Regions from separate parts of the Homo sapiens genome. Here region 1 is linked to region 2. A link is an interaction called in ENCODE POLR2A ChIA-PET data of the cell type or tissue named here. Cell type or tissue: PC-9. All regions are shown on one strand. Links, peaks and the distances in the headings refer to the core of each region. The heading gives the core; the rest is flanking DNA.

Region 1 (3,971 bases), core at 702-3,201, 720 kb before region 2:
TGTTTCCTAAAGTCTGCTTAGGTTGGTACTTGCTGCAATTTTCATTTCACTTGTCAAGTCTTATGGAGAACTGCTTACTCTTACGGTTAGTAGTATTAGAACAGCCACAGTCACCCTAGTAACAATGATGATGAAAAATATGATCAACTTCCACCTGCTCATCTGACTCTTTTTTCCTAATCTTTAGCAACACTCTGTGTTAGGTGGGAACAAAAACAATAAATACATTGCTGATTTTAATGTGAGATGTTCAAATCTCTGACATTTTTAACCTCTAAAGAAGGAGAACACAAGCTTTATTGAGGGCAAATATTTTTGTTATGTTGTTTAAAAAGTAGTATCCTGTGCCCTTGGCTCATTAGAACAGCAATAAACATGTAATGGGAAGGCTATTTTGTTTTCTGACGGGTGCTGTCATTTGCTTTCCTGTGAAAATTTTGGATGCCAAACTGAAATGCTGAAGAAAGTCTGTGCTCTGAAAATAAAATTACATCTTCCTGGAGACCCATGGGAACACGCAGGGGACGCTTGGCTGGGCCCTGTCAGTGACAGCTGCCATTCTGCCTGTGAAGTTCACAGATAATTAAGTTACACAGGGCGGGCTGGCTCCCAGTTGTTTCCTCCAGAGAAAGACCATTTCTTGGCCACTGAGCAGAGGTGGATTTGCCATGAAGGCCACATGAAGCTGAAGCCTGAGGGCCCCTCACTTGCGGTGGCCTGCTTGCTGCGAAGAACCCGCCAATGTCTACATAAGTCCTGTGTCTGACAGTTTGTAAGAGGAATCCTTTTTATTTCTTTTTCTTAAAGAGGGTCCCCCAGAGTGTCTAAAAGTCCAGGTTCCACCCGGGATGACATTGTCATCTCTGCATCTGGGACAACATTGTTGGCAAAAATTTCCCGAGATGCAGCAAGCATTTGCCTTTTCTCCTCCCTGTACCTCTGGTCCCCAACACAGAGCCTTTTTCTCCCCATGGCGTCTACACCTCTGGACTAGAAAAGCTCTCTGGGCCAGGCCGGAGAGGCATTCAGCCCTCCATGGCCGATTTTGAGGTGCTTTCATACTACAGAGGCATGAACAGACAGCTGCTGTACGGAGTGTTGACAGAAGAAAGCCAGGTTGGGGAAATCTTTGCCACTAAATGATCAGAAAAAAGGCCAAAAATATATCTTTTAACATGAGTGAAGTCTCTCTGGGAAAACCGCTTTGAAACCTCAAGCTAAGGGTGGATTATCCTGTCCCTGTGGTCCCAGACATCCTGACCCTACTGGTCTCTTCAGACCTGGCTCATTAGAATGACAGCCCCTGCTTTAATGTTCATTCCCCGTGCTCGTCCATGAGCTCCTCGGAGGTACTTAATTTTTATCCTCTCTGTGCCCAAGACCAGGGCTCCCCAGGGTGGCTGCTGAACAGTAGGCCCTAAAACTATTTGCTTAACCCTCTCCATCTCTCTCTTTCTCTCCCCTCTACTCCTTCCTCTCTCTCTTTCCTTCTCTCTCTTCCCACCCCCCCTCCACATACAATTCAAATAGGTGCTTATAAACATGGAGGCTGGGAAGAATTTTAATAGTTTAAGGCTAACTTCTGTGTTCATTAGACAAGAAGATGAAAAGAGAAGAAAGGGGCATTGAGACCCCCTTTTCTTTTCATTTCAGCAGGAGCAGCGTAGCGTGCGCACACGCACACACGCCCTTCTTCTAAAACAGGTGGTTTAGGCAAAAGGCTACTGACAGCCTGGCATCTCTCTGGTGAGGCTGCGATAACTGGGACTTCCTTGTACACGTTCCTCTGTGGGGTGTGGCACAGCATCAGCCTTTGAGTTGCTACTCCTGGGGATTCCTGGCAGTGCGTGACTTTGAGGGAAGTGAGGCGAGGATTCCTGCCCTCTGTTAAGCCATCCTCATTCATGTTCTCCCCTAATCAGAGCTGCATTTCTCTGTGTGTGTTTTTCAGATTTGAGTCCTGCTTTCAAAATATAAATATTCTAACTTAGTTACCCATTCATGCCTTAGCAGGATATTTAAAGGGATAAGATCTTGGAGACCCAGAGGATTGGAGACAGAGAAGGAGGGGAGGCAGCAGCCAATATGCCTGCTCCAAGAGTGCCCAGGACAAGTCCTGAGTGGTGCCTCAGTTTTGTGGGGGCCCAGACTCACACCCCCAAAGCTCCCAGCTCTGGCAGATGCAGCTGTCAGTACAGCCTAGCTGAGAGCAGGCCTGGGCTGGGAGAAGACACTGGAGGTCAACACATGGCTCTTTGTGCACTTTGTTGGCTTCTCTGCTGGACTCAGCTGGACTCAGCTGGAGGTGACGCTTGGTGACCAAATACAGCACCGCGTCTCTGAGTAAGCCCAGCTCAGGAATGCAGGATGAAGGGGGGCTGCTCTCACTTGCCCAGGGAGAGGCCTTGTGGAGGAATCAGTAAGTCAGCAAGTATTTGTTGAGCATCTATTATGTGCCAGGTGTAGGCTAGTCCTTGTGAATAAAGCCACAAATATCATCATTCTCTGTGGGTCCTAGAAACCTCTTAGCTCACAGGATGCCACACAGTCAGCCCCAGGCAGGCAGGCATCACAAGGCATCCCTGGGAGGCTGGGCTGGAGCATGAGAAGCTGAGGTAAGAGGGCTGGAGTTTGAGTAGAGGAAGTGGACACCTGGCCTGCGCTCCTCCCAGGCGGCTCAGGCTCAATGACCTTGCCGCCAAGCATCCGCTGTGCCCAGCTTCCGCAGGTGTCAGATTAACCTGGCTTCTGAATTTTTTTGGATCACAACTCTATACGCTGCCTACTCAGATCTTATTTTCCGCTCACATAATAATAATGTCTCCCAACAATTAAAAAAAACAAACAGAAAAAACCTGAGTCCCAGCGAACTCTGGAAAATCAACCTGTAACAATATACATTAGTTACACCCGGAACTCCATCAGACTGTGAATTTGTCAGTCTATTTTAGGGGCTGCCTACACACCTTATTTCTATTTCTGTAAAATTGGAATCAACCCTGCTCCACAGGATTTTCATGAGGATTAAATGAGATAATTGACTTTAAGCTCAGGGCTTGGAGTATGGTTAGCCCTTGACAGAATGTAGTCAATAAGATAATTAATAATTCTATTTGATAGAGTTACTAATAAAAATTGCTATATTCCCAAGGAGGGCAGAACCGAAGGAGAGGGCCACCCAGAGAATTTCTGAATTGATGTAAGATTTTCTTGATAGAGCCAGATATGACCGGCTTGCCCACTTCAGGGATTTCCAGGGGTACAAAACCAGCTGGCTGCTGAAATGACGCACTTGCAGGCCATTGTTTTCTTATAAGGTGTGTGCAGTTTGAATTGGGGGAGAAAAAGCATTCCTTGTTCATGTTCCGGGAAAACTGAAATAGAGCAGCAGATCTTGATTGTCTGGACAAAGCTCACTCCCTTATCCATTCCCCACACTCCTGACCCCACCCCAGGGAGGAATATCTTCTGAAACCCCCTTTCTTTTAGAAAAAAGGATGGAGGGTTGGAGAGAATCCTGTTAACCCTGGCTTGGAGAGCAGTGGATTCTAGAGGTCCCTGGGAGGCGGTGGACCAAGCAGGGCTTCCATGGGCCTCAGCTGAATTAAAGGAATGTGGGCCCCGCAACCTCAGGCAGGAGCAAGGCAGGGCCACTCCACAGACAGGTGTCTGCTTTACCTGGAAGGCAGGGCCAGCGCACGGTGACCTGGTCTGTCTCCTGCTGACACTCTCTCAAACCCCTGACCCTGAGCAGCCAGGTGGGTGTGAAAGTCAGGGCCCTGTGAGGTCTCCAGCCACCCTGAGCGCCTGCCTGGACTTGAAGGCTTTGGCCCGAGCATTCAACGTTTGGCTTTGAACTTGACTGCCTTTGTCTATGATGATGAGTCTGACATACCTTTGCCTTCATGTCAAATATGTACTATAAACGTGAATGCTGGGAAGAGTTTTAATAGTTTGAGCCTGACCCTGTA
Region 2 (3,971 bases), core at 1,027-3,526:
CACCGCATAGTTTGTTGTTAAAGTGCCATTTGCTTTCTCTTATTATACAGCAGGTCTTCAAATAATGTTACAATGTTGATGAGGAAAAAAAAAATGGATTCCTGGCCAAGGCCACTATCTGTGTGGAGTTTGCAAGCTCTCCCCACATCTGTGTGGGTTTTCTCCAGGTGATCCAGTTTCCTCCCACTTCCCAAATCTGTGCCTGTTAGGTAAATTGGCATGTCCACACTGCCCCGGTGTGAGGGAGTGTGGGCGTGTGTGTGAGGTGTGAGTGTGCCCTGTGATGGGATGGCACCTTATCCAGGTCTGGTTCCTGCCTTTTGCCATGAGCTGCTGGGACAGGGCCCAGCCACCTGCAACCCTGAACTGGAAGAAGCAAGTAAATAATTATCTTACTTAATTTTATCACTCTTTCTTAAATGTATGTGTAGCCCACACTTATTTCTATGTTTAATATAAAAAGTGTTTTGCTCTAAACATAACTCTGTTTTATATCAATTAGCCTAAGTTCAAATTGGTTTCATTGTACCTTCTATGTCATTTCACTTAGTCACAGTTCCCGAGAACCCATCATTAAGGAGGGACTTACTGTACTCTCCTTTTCTCTGTTGGTGTGGATTTCTTCAAGGATCCAGGATCACCTTCCCCACTTTTGGCTATCCTAATGAACTGGCCCACTGTAAACCTTTTATACCTGGGCTATTCTTTTTTTTTTTTTTTTTTTTTTTTTGAGACGGAGTCTTGCTCTGTCGCCCAGGCTGGAGTGCAGTGGTGCCGTCTCGGCTCACTGCAAGCTCCGACTCCCGGGTTCCGGCCATTCTCTTGCCTCAGTCTCCCGAGTAGCTGGGACTACAGGCGCCCGCCAGCACGCCCGGCTAATTTTTTTTGTATTTTTTAGTAGAGACGGGGTTTCACCGTGTTAGCCAGGATGGTCTTGATCTCCTGACCTCGTGATCTGCCCGCCTCGGCCTCCGGAAGTGCTGGGATTACAGGTGTGAGCCACTGCGCCCGGCCTGCCTGGGCTATTCTTAACTTTCTTTTTCTCTCCCCCAACACTTTCTTGTCTAATATTTTATTCTTTGTGGGTTTGCTAATTTAAGCTAAAATACTGGTGGCTAATAAGGCTCATATATTTCATCTCTTCAAATAAAGATTTTAGTATTAAAAGAGACTGTTCCTGGGCCAGGCGCAGTGGCCCATGCCTGTAATCCTAGCACTTTGGGAGGCCAAGGCAGGAGGATCATTGGAGGTCAGGAGATCAAGACCAGCCTGGCCAACATGGTAAAACCCTGTCTTTACTAAAAATACAACAATTAGCCAGGTGTGATGGTGCATGCCTGTAATCCCAGCTACTCTGGAGGCTGAGGCAGGAGAATTGCTTGAACCCGGGAGGCGGAGGTTGCAGTGAGCCAAGATCATTGTATTCCAGTCTGGGCAACAGAGTGAGACTCCAACTCAAAAAAAAAAAAAAGAGAGAGAGAGAGAGAGAGAGACTGTTCCTTAACTCAAGGACATCAGAGATGGGACTGTTTTAAGCATCCAGTCAATGAGGAAATATTCAGAGGCACAGGGTCTTTAAGACCCTCTCAGCTAGATGACATTTTCTCCTGTTGCTGTTCTGCATGTAACTGTGCTTGATCTCAAGAAACGATGTTCACTCCTATCTGCTTGTGTTTTCTTTCTTTTCTTTCTTTCTTTCTTTTTCTTTCTTTCTTTCTTTCTTTCTTTCTTTCTTTCTTTCTTTCTTTCTTTCCTTTCCTTTCCTTCCTTCCTTCCTTCCTTCCTTCCTTCCTTCCTTCCTTCCTTCCTTCCTTCCTTCCTTTCTTTCTTTCTTTCTTTCTTTCTTTCCTTCTTTCTTTCTTCCTTCCTTCCTTCCTTCCTTTCCTCTTTCTTTCTTTCTTTCTTTCTTTCTTTCTTTCTTTCTTTCTCTCTTTCTTTCTCTCTTTGTTTTCTTTTCTTTTTTTTTTTTATAGGGTTTCACTTTGTTACCCAGCCTGGAGTGCAGTGGTGCAATCTAAGCTCACTGCAAACTTTGCCTCCATGGGATCAAGTGATCCTCCTGCCTTAGCCTCCTGAGTAGTTCGGACTACAGACATGAGACACCAAGCTCAGCTAATTTTTTTTTTTTTTTTTTTTTGGTAGAGATGAGGTCTCACTATGTTGCCCAGGCTGGTCTAGAACTCCCGGGCTCTGGCAATCAGCCTGCCCCAGCTCCCCAACAAGCTGGGGATGAGATGGGCATGAGCCACCACACCCAGCCCTGCTTGTTTTTGCCTCTAGTGCTCTCTCTCTGCCTGGAATGCAATTCCCCAGCTCCCCTGCCACCTCAGGCTGAGTTGGGTACCCCCACCTGTGTGGTCTCCTTGGGCATCCCCCCCTCATAGCCTGTTATCATGCTGCACTCTAATTGTTGGTTTACATGTCCCTCCCACACTTGATTCAGAGTCTTTTCATCTTTATACCCTCAAAGCATATCAGAGTGCCTTGCTCATACCAGAGGCATAATAAATATTTGTTAAATGAGTCAACGAAAGACTATGTGGCTGTGGACGAGGCTGGCTTTGAGTGTAGGCTGGGATGGGGGAGTTGGAACAGTAGTGTCTGTAGCAGTAAGAGGCGGAATTAGAACTCACGAACATCTAGACATATAATGAGGTCAGGAGCTACTCTGCATTCTGCATGGGTCTTTGCATATCTCTGAATTACTTATAATACACTACCGGGCCCTTCTGATGAAGTGTAAGCTAGAAAATTCCTCCCCACCTTAACTTTATGGGCAAGCATTGAAACCTGCCCAGTGTTATTCTCACTGAAAGGCTCATACAGCAGTGACTGTAAAGTGGGTTTGGTCACTTATTTTTACTTTTATGAGTGTTTTATTTTCAGTTGTAATAGTAATCTTAGTAAGCTTTTACTTAGTGTACACTAAGATCCCAACAAACAATAGATTTGCCCTTAGCCTACGTCCACTCCCCAACCTCTGTTTGCTGAGGGATTCTCAGCCTTAAGAAAGGATGCACTCCTACACAGTCTACCTACCCTCTAATAAATGCCAAGACAATGCAAGGGAAGTAAAAAATACCAAAGTGAGAAAATACTGCTATTGTAGCTTGAAGCTTAGAGGGTACATTCCTCCCTACCTTAACTTAAATACTCTTTCCACAGAAGCAAGAAACAAAGACAGATCCCTGAAAACCAAGAGTAATAGAGAAAGTGTTTACATGAATGGACACAGGGGCATGTTTTGTTCTTTCTCAGCGATCCTTTGTTGTTGCAGAGACTATATATGATCCTGATGGGCAAGAGGGCCTAGTGATTTGTCTTTTCATTCTCCTCCACTAATGATCCTCTGAACAGTCTACTGATCACATTTCCTTGCCCTTCATTCTTTTTAAAAAGACCTTTGAAATTTAGTTCTCACTCTCCATACTCCCAATCCACCCATGGCCATTGCTCTTCCTTATGTCAGCTCTCTGCTTTCCCACATCACCTCCTAAAATGCCATTTCTGTATTTTGTTTTGAGAAAGCTATACTTGTATCTGATAGTTATGAAGTCATGTGTAATTACACTTTTATCTTTTCTGGTCATTACCACATATATATACCATATAAGAACACTGAAAGTAGTCACTCTGAAAATGAACCTCAAATTTATTTTCATGCCATGGAAACCAATGTTTCCAGAAATCATAAGTAAGTCACCCACATGGATCAAGATCATGTTTCTTACTCCCCAGCAGAAGGACTATAGCTGGCCCCTCTTACAACATTGGGGAGGGGTGCCCCAATTTCATGCTATAATCACCAGAATTTGATAGGATGCACATGGCTAAGACAGAGACAATCTGAAGATGCATGGAGATCCTGGAAATGATGCTTGCTGAAAGAAGGGAGGCATCTAGACATGCTTTGCCTCATTCACAACATTTCTATTTTAAAAATTAATATTTTAACTTTTATTTTAGGTTCA

Evidence for each region. Peaks named below come from ENCODE experiments on the same cell type or tissue, not always from the same donor. Only the 100,000 strongest peaks of a DNase experiment are listed, where the experiment ranks them.
Region 1: POLR2A ChIA-PET joins it to region 2 with 20 read pairs; 1 of 35 experiments calls an interaction of 5 or more read pairs at or near these places.

The regions. Positions count from the first base shown.
Region 1 is chr6:11,630,639-11,634,609 of GRCh38, forward strand. No RefSeq gene overlaps it. Among named protein-coding and RNA genes, the nearest start is that of TMEM170B, 95 kb to the left of the region's middle. In PC-9, for the core only: no CTCF peak of the experiment used is centred there; a DNase peak (open chromatin) is centred at 1,803; H3K27ac peaks cover 519 bases.
Region 2 is chr6:12,346,345-12,350,315 of GRCh38, forward strand. No RefSeq gene overlaps it. Among named protein-coding and RNA genes, the nearest start is that of EDN1, 58 kb to the left of the region's middle. In PC-9, for the core only: no CTCF peak of the experiment used is centred there; a DNase peak (open chromatin) is centred at 2,457; H3K27ac peaks cover 1,136 bases.